Linked DNA regions of Mus musculus: region 2 is linked to region 1. A link is a loop called in an ENCODE intact Hi-C map of the cell type or tissue named here. Cell type or tissue: left cerebral cortex. All regions are shown on one strand. Links, peaks and the distances in the headings refer to the core of each region. The heading gives the core; the rest is flanking DNA.

Region 1 (8,335 bases), core at 190-8,189:
AGTTCTACACGTTCATCCAAAGGCTGCTAGTGGAAGACTGACTTCCAGGAACTAGGGTGAGGGTCTTATGCCCACACCCACAGTGACACACCTACTCCAACCAGGTCACACCTATTCCAACAAGGCCACACCTCCAAATGGTGCCACTCCCTGGTCCAAGAATATACAGACCATCACAACCAGCTTTATTAAATATTAAATACCGACCAAAAGATAGACTTTGGTAAGGAACATTCCCAGGAATTTCCCACCTGAGAATGGCCCCAGCCATGTGTTGCTGGGGCTTATACGGACAAAACTACAGGCCACCATACTTTCCAATGAGGTGTTCTTTTCCAAGAACTACAACTCCTGGCATTCCACGGAAGTTACCTAACTCCTGGGGCAGGAGGTGTTTACAGGGTATTACAACTACATTTGATAGCAAGCACCTTTAATCCACAGAGCCACCTCACTTATCCTTGGATGAAAAATTTAGAATTATCCCCAAGAAGATATTAGAAACCACAGGAAAAATCATCCAGAAAATGACAATCAGATGGAAAGAATCTGGCAGAACACAAATATTGAACTACAAACAAAAATCTACAGATGTCTGCAGTGGTGGTGATGATTCAATAGAGAGGCAACTCACATGAAGAGAGTACCAAGAAAAAAAATCTATCAGAGGCAATCAAGAGAAGCAACTACCACAGATTCTGAGGCCTAGAAAGTGGACATCAGTTCTAATGGAAACTTCCCAAGCAGAGATGAATACAATAAGCTAAATAAAACTGAGAAGAGGAAAGGCACAGTCTAGCTTCCTGCATGCCCTTGGATGAATCTCTGCCTTTCTAATACTCCAGAGTAACTTAAAAGTTGCTACTGAGAAATAGGAAACATAGATGAAATCTTTAAATCTTTTTTTTTTTTTTTTTTTGGTTTTTCGAGGCAGCGTTTCTCTGTGTAGCCCTGGCTGTCCTGGAATTCACTTTGTAGACCAGGCTGGTCTCGAACTCAGATATCCGCCTGCCTCTGCCTCCCAAGTGCTGGGATTAAAGGCGTGAACCACCACGCCCGGCTACATAGATGAAATCTTAAGTCCCCCCCCCCCCTAAGGGCCTCCAACCACTAGGTTCCACCCAAAGAACACTCTCCTTAATGGCTGGACCTAACCCCCATGCCTCAACAGTGTAAAAACCCCAAGCTCTGGACTTGAAAACCCACCAATCCCCACCCTAGAAAGTTCCACCATGGAAAGCTCTGCCCCACAAAGCCATTTAAATCCTATCCTCTGTTCAGTCCTTTGCTGCTTCTCTCCAGAGCAGGGGCAACTACCCTTCTGGGTTCTTTCCTCCCAATTTATCTCTTGTGTGAGGTTTATTGTGCAGAGTCATTTTGCAGTATTCCTTGGCTCCCAACTGCCAGGATACCTTTCTCTCCGGAGCTGGGGAAATATTCCCCAGCCAAAGCAGAGCTGTAACACTTCCGCTGGGGAAGCCTTTCACCTCAGAGCTGTAACACACAAATCCTAGCTATTACTCAGTGGTGGTCTGAGGCTCAGCATCAAAGCACTTGCTTGGCATGCACAAGGCCTCTTTGTTCTTACAGGTACCAATCTGCACCCCAGGGGCACCTGCTGAGGTTTCCAGGCTTATATGCCAGGGACATGCAGTAAGGTAGTAAAAGATAGTTTATTTGATACAAAAAGGGTATTTGGGCTGGAGAGATGGATCAGCAGTTAAGAGTACTGACTCATTTTCCAGAGGTCCCAAGTCCCAGCAACCACATGGTGACTCATAACCGTCTGTAATAGGATCTGATGCCCTCTTCTGGTGTGCATGAAAACAGTGTTTATATATACTCATATATAAAATAAATAAATCTTAAATTAAAAGCGATAGTGTTCCTGACAATGAGTGTAGGCTTATGAACAGAGAATGGGCACCCCTCAAAAGCACTGGGTGACAAGACTCATGACCAGCTCCTCCTGTATTTGTACACAGTGGCCTTATTATTATTTTTTTTTTTGTACATGGTATTTGTTACAGATAGTCCAGGTAGAAAAGAGCTTCCAGTCCTTCCCTGGCAACTGGCATTTTGTATGTCATCCTATCGAGCTGTGTGTTGTCATCTTACATAGTGAAAGGTTTTTAATTTGGGCTTCCACGGGGATACTGAGACAGATTATAAGAGTTATTAACACCATAGACAGACAAGCAGCAGCAGGTCAGGAGTTCTAAGAGTTCAGACCCTGTGGCCAGAGGCAGGTAGACAACAGCATGTCAGGAACTCAGAATTCAGGTCCGTGTAGCAGAATAGAGTGGGCTTTCTTACAGGTTTTACAAAAAGGCAGCGGTTCCATGCCATGTAGTTGAATAGTCCACTGTAAGAACTTGCAGTTGGGCTGATTCCCAGCTGGCATAATGTAGGGAAAGTGGGGAGGGACCCATTTAGTTAACGTTTCCTCTAGGGAAGAAGCATTAGATAACTTGGTGTGTGTTAGCTTGAAGCCTGCATGCATAATCAGCTTTGAGAATTGGGAGACACTGGGCTGGCAGGATGTTCAGAGGGTAAGAGCACTGACTGCTCTTCCAAAGATCCTGAGTTCAAATCCCAGCAACCATGTGGTGGCTCACAACCACCCATAATAAGATCTGGCTCATCTTTTTTTTTTTTTTTATGTATAATAAATAAATCTTTGGGCCAGAGAGAGCACGAGGGGGGCCAACCGAAAGCAGGGTTGACAGGAGCAAGCAGAGGACCTAAAATTCAATTCCCAACAACCACATGAAGGCTCACAACCATATGTACAGCTACAGTGTATTCATATACTAAAATAAATAAATCTTTAAAAAAAGAGAATGGGGAGACACATCTGAAGACAGGCTTGACCTGAGTTGGTCTGCCAGTAAGTACTTCACCTCCTGAGCTATCTCCTCAGCCCTCATATATATTATACACATGTAATATTTTAATTACATGTATTTACTTAAGATGTGCTTGCCTGTGGTGGTAAAAAAACAATTTGTGGAAGTTGGTTCTCTTCTTCCACCATTTGTCTTCATTAGGATCTAACTTTTGTTATCAGGTTTGACAGCAAGCATCTTTATCCACAGGGCCATTTCTAGTGTTGATCTTTCTTATTTTTATTATGTTTTAATGTATATGAAGCCACCATGTGGTTGCTGGGAATCAAACTCCAGACCTCTGGAAGAGCAAACAGTGATCTAAACCCTGAGCCATCTCTCCAGCTCCTTAGTGTTAATCTTGATGCTGCTTCCCACAGATTTATATCTTAGGGGTGGGGTGGAGGTTCCAAAGGACAACTTGCAGGAGTTGGATCTCTTTCCAGTAAGTATGCCCAGGAATTGAATACAATCCTCAGATTTAGCAACAAATGACTTACTTTACTGGCTGAGCCATGTAGTCAGCAACTCAGATCTTTTTTTTTTTAATTTATTTATTATATGTAAGTACACTGTAGCTGTCTTTAGACACCCCAGAAGAGGGCATCAGATCTCATTACTGATGATTGTGAGCCACCATGTAATTCAGGACCTCTGGAAGATCAGTAAGTGCTCTTAAACACTGAGCCATCTATCCACCCCCCCCCACTCCTTTTTTCTTTTTAAGATTTGAGTACACTGTAGTTGTCTTCAGACACACCAAAAGGGGGCACTGGATTCCATTACAGATGGTTATGAGGCACCATGTGGTTGCTGGGTATTGAACTCAAGGCCTCTGGAAGAGTAGTCTTAACCGCTGAGCCATCTCTCCAGCCCTCAGATGTTTATCTTAATGTGGCTTTATTTTATTTTGTCACTGTTCTCCCGTTACTCCGGGACTACACCTCAACATATTAAAAAACAGAAGGGAAAAAAAAATGCTACTCTGAAACCTAGGAAAGTCACTTCACCTGTCTTCAGTATACTTACCATAAAACGAGGAAAAGATTACCTACCAAGCCGGGCTGGTGTGGGGTGAAGGACCTTGACTTATTTTTAAGTATAGATAGCACCCGCAAGCACAGAAAAGAAAACAAAACAAAACAAAACAAAAAACGCTGCCATTACTTGGAAATGATAACATAGCCCTACCGGCGCTGAAGCCCTGGGATCGCTCACGGCAATGGCCGGCTTGCCTGTACAGCACCTAAGTAAGTCCAATGGTGGGCGCCAAGGCCGAGGAGCGAGTCTGCAGCACATCTTAACCCGCGCCACTTTTGCACCGCCGAAAATCCTCCTCAGAAGCATTACCACAGGTACTTCCTGCGCTTCGCCTCAGCGCCGGCTGCGGCTACGGCTGCTGCTGCGCAGGCAGAGAAGGCGGGAAACACGAGGCGTTCTCTGCGCGCGTGCGCTCTCTGCCAGAGCCAACCGTCTTCCCAGTACGCTTGCGCCTGTTCACCAAGCCCGTCCCTCCCACTCTCTCATCAACCAGCGCGCGGAATTGTTGGGGTCCCTCCTGTCGGGGGCAGGGCCTGGACGCTGAAGGGCTGAGGAGAAGGCGCGCACGGGAAGGCGGGGTCAAGATGTGACCACACCCATCGCTGGTCATTTGACGCCCTCACCCTCGACTCTCCAGCACTAGCCAATAACAAACCTCCCTATACCAAGCGTCAACCAATGGGCTGTGCAGTCGGCTGCTTCCGGCTCTGCGCCGCTTTCGCCTTTTTCCCCTGGGCTCTCTGCGACAGGCGGGGCTCCGGGTGGCGGGCGTAGGCCTGGATGATGCGCGGCGGGCAGGGGGCCAATAGGGGGCGGGATCTGAGATGATAGACGGGTCCAGCGACCAGTGGCGAGGCGCCGGCCGTACTTCCCGTCGGGGAGAGAGTGTAATATGGCGAAGACCTACGATTACCTGTTCAAGCTGCTGCTGATCGGGGACTCGGGGGTAGGGAAGACCTGTGTCCTGTTCCGCTTCTCCGAGGACGCCTTCAACTCCACATTCATCTCTACCATAGGTAGCGGGGCCTTGGGCGGCCGGTGACCAGGGCTGGACGCGCCCCTATGGGGCTGGGCTGAGGGATCGACTCAGGATCCACTCGGGCCGAGGATCCGGGAGGGTCACGGGGCTGGACAGAGAACCGCAGCGGCCTCCACCTCCCGCCAGGGAGTCCAGGCCGGGACCCTGGCGGGCGCCGGAGACCAAGGTGCAGACAGGGACATGCAGGCTGCAGTCTGAGGAAGAGCCTGCCCTGGGGTCCTGGCGCCTGTCAACTCTCTGTGTCTTTACATCAGACCTCTACACTGTTCTTCCGGGGAGACCCCCGTCTTCCAAAAGTGGAAACTGAGGCATGGAGGTGACACCTGACCTCGTAGTTTCCTATGTGGCAAGCTTGGCATGTGCAGTATCAAATCTGTAGTGTACTCGTGATGGGTGCTTTGTCCCTGGAGGAGGAATTTGAAACTGAGGGAGGGTGCGGCACGCACTGAAGGTCACAGTCTACAGGTATTAGGGATGAGATTTGAACCCAGGTGTGTCTGACTCCAAAATTCAAGGTTCAGCTGTTCCAGAGCTTCAAAGGACCAGCACCACTGATCCACATCTAAGTCAGGACTCCAACCCAAAGTCCTCCTGCCTTCTCTCTGAGGAATGGTGACAGTATCTGTCATCCTGGTGGGAATACAAGAGAAAAAGTTCCAGTAAGAAACTAAGTCCAGCCATGGCTACGTGCAGCCTTGACTGACTTCCTTTCACTGGGCCAAGAACACCACCTGAACAGCTTTTCCCCAGGGCTGCCTCACGGCACAGTTGAACAGAATTGGCTTGTGATGGCCCCAGTTCTGACGTCAAAAATGGTGCTGACCATGCTCCTTACCATGAATAGTCATGGCTCACATTGAGTGTTACCTGGAAGTAAATCCTGCCAAACAGAGTGACCTGGATGGTGTATGGTCCTGAAACAAGAGAATAGTCACTAGGCTTGGTTTATCCCTAGTCAGGATGTGGTTCCATTGTTGGAACCCTGGGTGCCATCTCCAGCACCCTGAAACCAGATGTGGTAGTGAACACCTGTAATGACAGCACTAAGGACAGGGAGGCAGGAAGATCGGGTGCTCAGGGTCATCCTTGGCTACATAGAGTGTTCAAGGCCAGCCTGGGCTGCATGAGACCCTGCCTTGGAAGGAAAAGGGAAACTGGGGGATGATTTCTGTGTAATGTCAACTAAGTTGTTGTCTCCCTGACCTGACCGTCATGTGATAATGCCATCTAATATCTCCTTCCCAGTCAGTGTTCTGAAGCAGTCGTGTGTCAGGCGTCAAGTATAGGGAACTGGACAGGGAATCATCATACTTGAACTCTAGGTTGAGCAAGCTCTAACCCTCACTGACCCAATTTTATTTAGAGTAGATATGGCACTGTCTGTCTTGTCTGGTGCCCTGGGTGGTTGAGGATTAGATCTATACAACCAGTGGAAGGTTCAGTCTGGAGGAAGCAGAGGGTTTGGGCACAGGTGCATTTAAAGCCTCTCCCCCCACACACACCCCCACCCAAACACTCAGCTTTGGAGTTACCCTCAGGTGAGGACCAAGCAGGAAGTGACAGTAGCTACCCACAGGCTCTGGTTTGTTCTCAACACAGACCTCAGTTTCCCATCCTCAGACACTTCCTAGTCAACACCAACATGGTGACATTAGTTCAGGGGTGTTTTGTTGTTGTTGTTCAATTTGGCATGCATGCATGTGTGTGAGCATGTTCCTGTGTGCATACAGGAACAGTCGGGGTTATTCCTCAATCTTCACCTCATTTTTAAAAATTATTTTATTGGGAGTGTATGTGTATGCTTATGCACATGTATGGGTCAGAGGACACCTTTTAAAGTCTGTTCTTTTCCTCCCACCATGTGGGTCCTGGGGATTGATCTCAGGTTGTCAGGTTTATGGGTGAGTACCTTCACCCACCAAGCTATCTTTGCTTGGTCTCTCACTGATCCTGGAGCTCACCAAGTTTGAGGCTGGATGACCAGCAAGCCTCAGGACCCTTCTTTCTTGTCTCACCAGTGCTGTAATGTTATGTAAGTTTATGCCACCATGCCCAGGTCTTCATGCTTTTGTGGCAAGGACTTTAGGGATTGAGTCGTGTCCCTAGCCCTTGTTTGTTTGTTTGTTTGTTTGAGACAGGCTAGCTATATAACCAGGCTGTTCTGGAACTCATGGAAATCATCTGCCTCTGGCTCCCAAATTCCAATGTCAAAAGGCAACTTACAGGAGTCAGTTTCCTCCTTCTACTGAGTAGGACCCAAGAATTGAACTCAAGTCATCAGGCTCAGTGGCAAGCACCTTTATCCACTGAACCATCTTGCTGACCTGTATTGCTTATTTTGCATCTCATATATGTTTGTTCAATTTTTCTTTTTGAAATACTGGGGATGGAGCCAAGGGCCTCAACACAGGTCAGCTACACATCCTTTTCCATCTGGCTGGCTTAAAACATTTTTTTTAAGTTTTTTTTTTTTTTTTTTAATATAGGTGAGTACAATTGTCACTGTGTTCAGACATACCAGAAGAGGGCATCAGATCTCATTACAGATGGTTGTGAGCCACCATGTGGTTGCTAGGAATTGAACTCAAGACCTCTGGAAAAGCAGTCAATGCTCTTAACTGCTGAACCATCTCTCCAGCCCAGTTTGAAACTTTTGGTCAGAAAACCCATTTAATCCTTCAGGGTCCCGAGGAGACTGGCCTCATCCTTTATAGTGAGGTGGGTGTGACTGTCAAGATCACAGTGAGGTGGAGGTGGCATTTGAATCCAGGAATTGGTATCACATTCCCACAGACCTCTGTCTTCTAGAAAAGTTATTCTCCTTGACCTTGAAGTTATAACCTTATAATTCTGGAGCCTCATAAAGTTTACAGCTCCTCAGTCAATTCGTGCATTAATAAAAACCAGGAGGGCTCCAGACCAAAGCGAGATTCATGACTACAGTTGGTTACACACTGACCCTGGACTTCTGTGTGACACACTGGGGAATGTCTCTGGAAGAGTATGTCCCAGCCACCTAGTCCTAAAATTATGCAGGAAGGTACATCCATCCATACTGGCAGCCAGCAGTCTTCTGTGTTCATTAATGAAGGAGGATTGAGTGGTGGTTGTTTTCTGGAAGCTGTACCCTGTGAATTATTTGTGATGTGAACCTGGCCCCGCAGCGCACTGCAATCAGTTCTGAAGCCAGGCTCAGACCCATTCATTGTTCCAGCACACTGTAGTATCATCTAACCATCTCTCTCTTGTTTGAGATAGGACCTCACATAGCCCACCCAGGCTGGCCTCGAAGTCCCCAGGAAGCTGAGGATGACCTTGAACTCCTGATTCCTCTAGATTGCTTGGGTACACCAGGACACCCAGTTTA
Region 2 (8,335 bases), core at 88-8,087, 240 kb before region 1:
ACCAGCTGCAGCTTCTTCCCGCAGAGCAGCTGAACATGTAGGAACTGGTCCATGATGGCAATGCACATGTATGGAGTTTCCTGTAGAAGCCTAAACTTGGAATGGACTTAGACCAACTTTATTTCCAGTTTCTTCTAAAACTGCCTGCTGCTTAGTCATATAGCTTTAGGATTAACTCCTGTATCAATATTCTTCAAATCACTGTACACCTTTGGGCATCAGAGTAGCAACATGAGGACCACCCTGGAAAGTGTAGATGAGGCATAGCCACTCTGGTCCACAGCACCACCAGTTGTTTTGTTTTTGACTTTTAATATTTTCTCCAAATAAGAATTCTGTGCATATTTTATAGTTTTAACTATTTTCAGCAGTATATATGTGTGTGTGTAATTTTTTTTATAAATATTGACAACCTACCTGCAAAATAACCATAAAAGATCAACTTCACATTTTTCAAAATTTTCCTTTCATCAGAGTCATTATTGCCCAAATGCAATAATGGGCAATAATTCCTTATGTAGTGGGATCTTACTAATTAATGCTCTATTCCTATGTAAATTTTACCGTATTTACGTTACAGCTTTTTATCATAGTTTTCCCTTCACTTTTCTTACCAAAAGATACATCCCACTGGTTTAAGCAATGATCACATCAAATGTAACAGATTACAGTAATGAATCTATCTACATACCATATCTGATCTGTTCATCAGAAATATCATTTTATTTTATTATTTTGTGTATGTGTAGCATGTGTAAGCACAGTGGGTGTGGTATATCCGTAGATGTCTGTGCCTGTGTTCCTTTGGAGGCCAGAGGAGGATGTCCTTCTGCCCCACTTTTTGCCTTAATCCCTTGACACTATGTCTCTCCCTGAACTAAGAGCTAGGCTAATAATCATCCCTGATGTTGCGTCTGTAGGTAATGTTTAGGTAAATTGCCATAGTAGAACCCTACAAAGGGTCCTGCATAGCTCTGAAGTGCAGTAAAGGTCTCACTGCACAGAAGTAATTTCCAAACATCTCTTGCTTGACAGTGTTGTAAAGTAGGAGCATAGAAGCAAGCACAAACCATGTAGCTGCTCTAATCATAGTGTAGATGTAGAACATACTATTTGCAAATAAAAGTACTTCTATTTTTGAGACGAGAGTTGGTGAATCAAGGTTGAAACACCCACTCAGAGCTATCAAGAAAAGTAGGTATTAGCAGGTGACACCATACAGAAGCTGAGGCGTGTATCAATCTTGGTGGAAACTCACTGTGTAAAGAAAGCTTTCGGCCGGGCGTGGTGGGGCATGCCTTTAATCCCAGCACTTGGGAGGCAGAGGCAGGTGGATTTCTGAGTTTGAGGCCAGCCTGGTCTACAGAGTGAGTTCCAGGACAGCCAGAGCTACACAGAGAAACCCTGTCTCGGAAAAAAAAAAAAAAAAAAAAGCTTTCATTGTTGGCCTAACGTCAGCTAGTGTTCTCAGCACTGGCACACATAAACACAACGATGGATGATAAATCTGTAATGCTAATTAGCAAATGTGATATCAATTAGTCATCTTTTAATATTACAGTCAGTTCATATAAGCCTTTAGTCTACATGTGATTCTGTTTACGTATGAAAGTCCTCTTGCCTGGGGAAGGAGGGGCACAGTGAAGTTGAGTGCTTGCATTACATATATATGAGGCTTGAGTTTGGTTCCCAGCACCCACATAAAAAAGCTGATCTTAGCCACAAACACTGGTGATGTCAGTAGAGAGGGCCAGACCCAGAAGATGACTGGGCTTCCTGTCTGCCCCCTCTCTCTAGATTTAGTGAAACCCTTTCTCAGGAGAAAAAGATGGAGAAAGAGAATGACACCTGATGTCCTCCTCTGGCTTCTATGCACCCACAAGTGTGCAGCCATATAAGCACATACCACACACATAAGGAAAGATGTTTTAATTCTGGATTCTAAAGACAAGAAAGATGCCTAGAGATGGTACTACCCACAGTGGATTGGGCCCTCCTACATTAGTTAGCAAGAAAATGATAGACATGACATGCCCAATTGCTCAGTTGACATTTCCTCTTCTCAGGGGTGTCAAATTGACAACTGAAGCTACCCTATGACAACTAGGCAGTCTCAGTCTAGGTTGGTCCTACCCACCATTGACCTATTATTGTCTGGACTTCAGCCTAGTCCTGAAAAGTAAACTTATAAGTCATAAATCCCCTTCTGACTGACACCTTTTTGTTCTCCAAATTTAAGATTCTTGGGGAAATTGCTATTTCTTAAGGTTCATCATTTCATTAGTCTGGTAGATTATAACACACATGTCACTTAAATATCTTCATTTCTGTGAGGCTGGTTATAGAGGCTGAAAGGGTCCACCATACAGCAAGAAGTAGTGTTCACTCTGGAAAGAGTCTTAGTCAGGATTTCTATTCCTGCACAAACATCATGATCAAGAAGCAAGTTGGGGAGGAAAGGGTTTATTCAGCTTACACTTCCATACTGCTGTTCATCACCAAAGGAAGTCAGGACTGGAACTCAAGCAGGTCAGAAAGCAGGAGCTGATGCAGAGGCCATGGAGGGATGTTCTTTACTGGCTTGCCTCCCCTGGCTTGCTCAGCCTGCTCTCTTATAGAACCCAAGACTACCAGCCCAGAGATGGTCCCACCCACAAGGGGCCTTTCCCCCTTGATCACTAATTGAGAAAATGCCTTACAGTTGGGTCTCATGGAGACATCTCCTCAACTGAAGCTCCTTTCTCTGTGATAACTCCAGCTGTGTCAAGTTGACACAAAACTAGCCAGTACAATTGACCCCTTGTCAACTTGACACACAAATACATCACTAGTAAGCCTCAACCCTTACATTCTTACTCATCCCCAAGGTCTAAATAACTTTAAAAGTCCCACAGTCTTTACATATTCTTAAATTTTCAATCTCTTTAAAATATCCATCTCTTTTAAAATCCAAAGTCTTTTTACAATTAAAAGTCTCGTAACTGTGGACTCCACTAAAACAGTTTCTTCCTTCAAGAGGGAAAATATCAGAGCACAGTCACAATCAAAAGCAAAAATCAATCTCCAACCCTCCAATGTCTGGGATTCAACTCACCATCTTCTGGGCTCCTCCAAGGACTTGGGTCACTTCTCCAGCCATGCCCTTTGTAGCACACGCGTCGTCCTCTAGGCTCCAGATGCCTGTACTCCACTGCTGCTGCTGCTCTTGGTGGTCATCTCATGGTACTGGCATCTCCAAAACACTGCGTTCTGAAATGGTTACTCCCTGAATGAAAATTTTTGACATGAAGGCTGTTTGGTATGGTTGAAGAGGTTCATTGTAGACAGGAGAAACAATACAGCCAAAGAAATCTAGAAGCGTCCAGACTGAACCGGACCATGAGAGGAGAGGTTGCCGAAAGCAGGGGAGGAGAGAATGGGGAAAGAGGACCAAGAGAGATCCAGGAAATAAAAGATAACAGGATCAGAGGCTGGGGGAAAGGAAGCCCAGCCTCAGGCAGTGGAGGTTTAGGGTAGGGAGTAAGGTGAGAAGTGCTGGGAGAGTTGACCAGAGGCTGCTTTATCTATTAATAGGCACCTCAGCCATTTGTCCAGGGATTCTGTGAGATCCAACAGCCCTCAAGGTGGGCCAAAGTGGCTGGTTTTTACCAGCCTGCTCCTTTAGGCCCAATCTCGTAACTTTTATGCAGCCCTCACTTGGACAGAGTTAAGCAGTGTGTTGTGCTGTGACAGTTCTCAATAGTACCTGGCTCGTCCTTGCTCCCGTTCAGGTACACTATGCTGAAACATATCAAGTGATATGAAAGTTCCTGCCCCCTAAAAGGTAATTTTTTAAAAAATCAGACCTTTTTATTTGTTCTGGGGAGTAGTCTGAGACACCTTAGGAAGATAGATAGCTCTGGGATTTGGTCCAGACAATGAAAGCTGTATCTCAGGCTCTTCTGCTCTCCCCTCCCCTTCTCAAGGTTAGTCTGTCCACCTCTGCCTGCCCCTCATCTCCTCTACCTCCTTCCCCACATCACCTCCTCCCAGACCCGCCTGCCAGGCTTCGAATGGAAGCCTGCCCCTTCTTTTTTTTTTTTTTTTTTTTTCTCGAGACAAGGTTTCCCTGTATAGCTCTGGCTGTCCTGGAACTCACTTTGTAGACCAGTCTGGCCTCGAACTCAGAAATCTGCCTGCCTCTGCCTCCCAAGTGCTGGAATTAAAGGCGTGCACCACCACGCCTGGCCCCCTGCCCCTTCTTTTAAGGCCTTTTTTGTTGGTTGGTTGGTTGGTTGGTTGGTTTTTTGTTGTTGTTGTTGTTGTTGGTTTTTTCGAGACGGGGTTTCTCTGTATAGCCCTGGCTGTCCTGGAACTCACTTTGTAGACCAGGCTGGCCTCGAACTTAGAAATCCGCCTGCCTCTGCCCCCCCCCCCCGAGTTCTGGGACTAAAGGTGTGCACCACCACACCCGGCTTAAGGCCCTATTTTTAGAGCTGCATAAATTGTACTGTTTCTGTCTAATGTCACTTCCACCTACAGGGCTGAGCATGGCTTGAGGCACTTTATAATAAACCTCATTTCTAAAAAGAATGTCCTTTGTGGAAGAGCTGCTGAAGCTTTTTTTTAATTGCTGGAAAGTACAGTTTTTTTAATGTTGTCATTAGCGTGTATTAATTACACGAAAAGTTTCAATATAACATTTTCATTCATGTATCTTGTTTATATTCATACACACACAGACCTTTACCTGCTCTTGTCCCTCTCGAATTCTTTCATCTTTTATGTCTTTGTGTGTCCCAATGAATCTCATTAGTGTTGTTGACAGGAGAGGGAGTGGTTGTGTCAGTAAGAGGGAGAATAAATTTATTCTGTCACTTAGGCTTCGGAGACTGGATCTGTGGGCCCAGCAATAAGGGCCAAAGGAGCGGCAGGTAGGGTGCCGAGAGGCAGCGCCTTGTCCGCCATCTCCCTTCCGGGCGGTTCTCAGTAACCAACTGTGGGAGTCCCGGACGGTTTAGCGTCCTTGGCTGTATGACGCCATACCCTAGGAAAGGTCGGGAGGTCCGCCGGAAACTCCCGGTACAGACACCAGTGTGTGAGCTGGCCAATCAGCAGCGCCGGCGGGAGGAGCGGAAGTTCCTCACCCGCCATCTTTCTTGCTGGCGCTTCCCTCCTCACAGCTCTCAGCTGAGGAAGTCCAAGTTGCTGAGCCTCCGCGGCCGTGTGAGTGCCTGTTCCGGAGCCTCTGTGGAGCCGCGGCAGGCCTGGGCACAGACATGGTGAGCCAGGCGAGTGGCGGGGCTGTGCGCGGCGCCCTTGGTCCCGGGCGGCGGGATCCCGGTGCTGCGCCGGGGGACGAAGGGCGGCTGCGCACTGTCGCCTGCGGCTCCAGAAAAGCTGCTTTTCCCCTTAGGGAAAGTCAGTCGAAAGCGGGATTCCGAGGCTGGATGATGTGGAGCCGAGCTGGAAGTTTAGGAGACAATTCTTGCGAGTGAGAATTTACGCCCCGCCATGCACGGAGGCCAGGGGAGGTCACCCGGTGTCCTGCTTTGTCACGGCCCGCCTTATTCCTGTGAGACAGGGTTTCTTACTGAACCTGTGGCTAGGCTGCCTGCTAGCAAGCTCCAGCGATCCTCCGGGCTCTGTCCCCATGCCTGGCATTTACTTGGGTGTTTTTTATTTGAACTCGGGTTCTCACCCTTGCTCAGCGAGCACTCTTACACACCGAGTTATCTCTCCAGGCCCGAGAAACATGTCTAATATAGATCTTAAGCGCAGAGATTAATGGAAGTGAACCTGGGAAAACTGAGACATACCGAGATGTGAGGGAACTTCTCAGGGGACAGTCACAGTTCTTTTCCATGGGTACATGCGGCTCCCGCATTTAGGATTGTAATATCCTCTTGGTAGATTATCCCTTTATAGAGTATGACGAGACTATCTTTATCCCTTCTGACTTAAGGTCGGAGGAAGAACTTTTCAATTTTCGTCATCTCTGTGAGTATGGTACTTGAGGGTTTTCAAGTTTATCTTTTACTCTTGGGTTAAATACTGCTCTTACCTCTGCTCCTTTTTCCAGTAATAAAAGTTTTTTTGGAAACGACTGGACTTTAAGTCGTGGTCAAGTTCAAATCATAGTGAATTGCAAACGTATCGGTTTCTTTGTTTTGGATTTTTTTTGTTGTTTTGCTTTGTTGTTTGTTTGTTTTTGTTTTGTTTGAGACTAGATCTTACATATCCTAGGCTGTTGATAAACTTAGTTTACAGCCAAGCTTGACTTTGAGTTTCTGATAGTCTTATGACTACCTTCCAAGTGCTGGGATTCTATGAGCACATCACTAGCTCCTGGTTTTGCAGCTCTGAAATTTAAACCCAGGGCCTCATGCATTCTAGACAAGTATCTACCGTATACCAACTGAGCTACAGTCTCAACTCTATATCAAATTTTATTCCTGAGTAACTTTTCTGTGATCAGCACTTAATATTATTTAATTGACTGAACTTTGTCCTCATGGTATATAGTGGGATCCACTTAGTATTTATTTGACTATTAATTATCAAGTGGCTATGTCTTTCTTTACATGTGGTTTAAATGTTTTAGTAATTTTTCCATCTTTACTGATGTGATGGTTTAGTTTATACTGAGCACACTCATCTTTCTCGATTCTTGTATTGCAGATATTTTCCTTCTATTTTATTGTCTTTGCACCCCATTAATTGATATTTTTCAATTTGTCAAGACATTTAATTACTTCTTTCCTCCTTTCAAATAAAGAATTTTACATTAAAATTGTATAAATCATAGGGCTCGCTCCCTCCCTCCCTCTTTTCATAGGCACTACAGGAACCCAAACCAGATGTGCATAACTAGTCAGGTATAAAACCAAGCTCCCCTTACAAACACACTAGAATAAGAACTTCCCTGAGGGATAGGAAACAGTTATGTTCTCAGGGAAATTGAAGATCCTGGATGCTTCCAGTTGAAAGAGTTGAAAACCTGCCCATTGTGGTGGCATATGCTTTTTTAGTCCCAGCTCTGCAGGCAGAAACAGGCAGATCTCTGTCATTTGCAGACTTGCCCTGTCTATGTAGCGTTCCAGGCCAAGACTACATAGTAAGGTTGCTTCTGAAAAGAGAGAATAAGGGTTGAACACTGGGAGCTGAGTGCAGGATGACTTATATAGCTGTCCTCTGTGTGGGCTGTGACTACCCAGGACAGGGGAATGTTGATACAACAATCTGTCTTGATGCTACTGCTTGTCCATACCTCAGTAATAAACAGAATAAAAGTCATTCATATGACAACGGGGAAGATAGAGTGAAGGTGGTAATCTGAAGTAGGCAACAGTCCTGCTCTGGTTTGGTGTGATTGTCCATATACTTGCTCTTTAATTTACTGAACTCCCACATTGGTCCCTTCTAGTAATTTTTTTTTTTGTACCAGAAAAGTAAACATTTGGAGTCAAACTCACTTTTTCTTTTCTTTTTCTATTTTTCACATATGTAAATATATGCTTGCTTGAGAAAGCCCACTTTTACACCCTCTTCATTAAAGCGGGTCTTTAAGTAAGGGCTCACTGAAATGGATAGTGGTGCTAGGTAGCTTGCTTGCTTTAGAGACCTTGTGTCTCCAACTTCCTAGGCTGTAATTACAAGCAGGCCATTGTACCTACCCATCATTTACTGGGTCTCAGAGATCTAAACTGACAAGCACTTAACTGCTAAGCCATCTGCCCAGACAAACATTTGGAATTTTTTAGCATGCTGGGTGCCTTCTAGGATGACTGGATTCTTGGAGATTCCAATATGGTACAGATATTGGACCCCACACACCTGGAAACACTGAAATTCATGCATTGATTCTGGTCACAGGTACTATGGAAGAGAAGCATCCCACATGTAGTACCTTCAGCACTTCAAGTGACATTCCAAGCATTCCTACAAATCAAGGAAAAATTCACATAGTCGACAGTGTTCAATACAGAAAGGGAAGCAGCAGGTGGGAAATATCACATATTTACCCTCTAGGAGTGAGTTCTATAAAGGATAAAGGACCTCAGACTAGGATTGGGCCTTCATTGGGCAGAGTATTAGAAAGGAACAAGTACATTATGATGGGAGTGGGGGTCAGAAAAGAGAGCCTTCAGAGAAAACCCTTAATAAAGGAAACTATGGCTTTTCTATCCTGTTGGTGTAGCAGTAATCCCTACACCATGTGATTCAATTTAAGATAGCCTACTAACAATACGGAATGTCCAGGTAATGATTGGGGCTATAAATTAGAGGCTGTGTACCACACCGGGCAGTGGTGGCGCACGCCTTTAATCCCAGCACTTGGGAGGCAGAGGCAGGT

What was found. Peaks named below come from ENCODE experiments on the same cell type or tissue, not always from the same donor. Only the 100,000 strongest peaks of a DNase experiment are listed, where the experiment ranks them.
Region 2: it touches region 1 in a loop (2.7-fold over the local background); 2 of 42 quality-filtered maps call a loop at or near these places.

What each region holds. Positions count from the first base shown.
Region 1 is chr8:72,156,538-72,164,872 of GRCm38, forward strand. Rab8a (RAB8A, member RAS oncogene family) reads left to right here and starts at 4,663. Exons shown (of 8, transcript NM_023126.2): 1 at 4,663-4,945. The coding sequence starts at 4,822. In left cerebral cortex, for the core only: CTCF peaks have their summits at 1,817 (motif pointing left) and 3,668 (motif pointing right); a DNase peak (open chromatin) is centred at 4,550; H3K4me3 peaks cover 1,891 bases; H3K27ac peaks cover 1,087 bases.
Region 2 is chr8:71,917,712-71,926,046 of GRCm38, forward strand. It overlaps Zfp882 (zinc finger protein 882), which reads left to right. Exons shown (of 3, transcript NM_001166645.1): 3 at 1-1,140. Zfp617 (zinc finger protein 617) reads left to right here and starts at 5,114. Exons shown (of 4, transcript NM_133358.3): 1 at 5,114-5,261. The coding sequence starts at 5,259. It also overlaps the pseudogene Ccnb2-ps. In left cerebral cortex, for the core only: no CTCF peak of the experiment used is centred there; a DNase peak (open chromatin) is centred at 5,068; H3K4me3 peaks cover 1,640 bases; H3K27ac peaks cover 1,573 bases.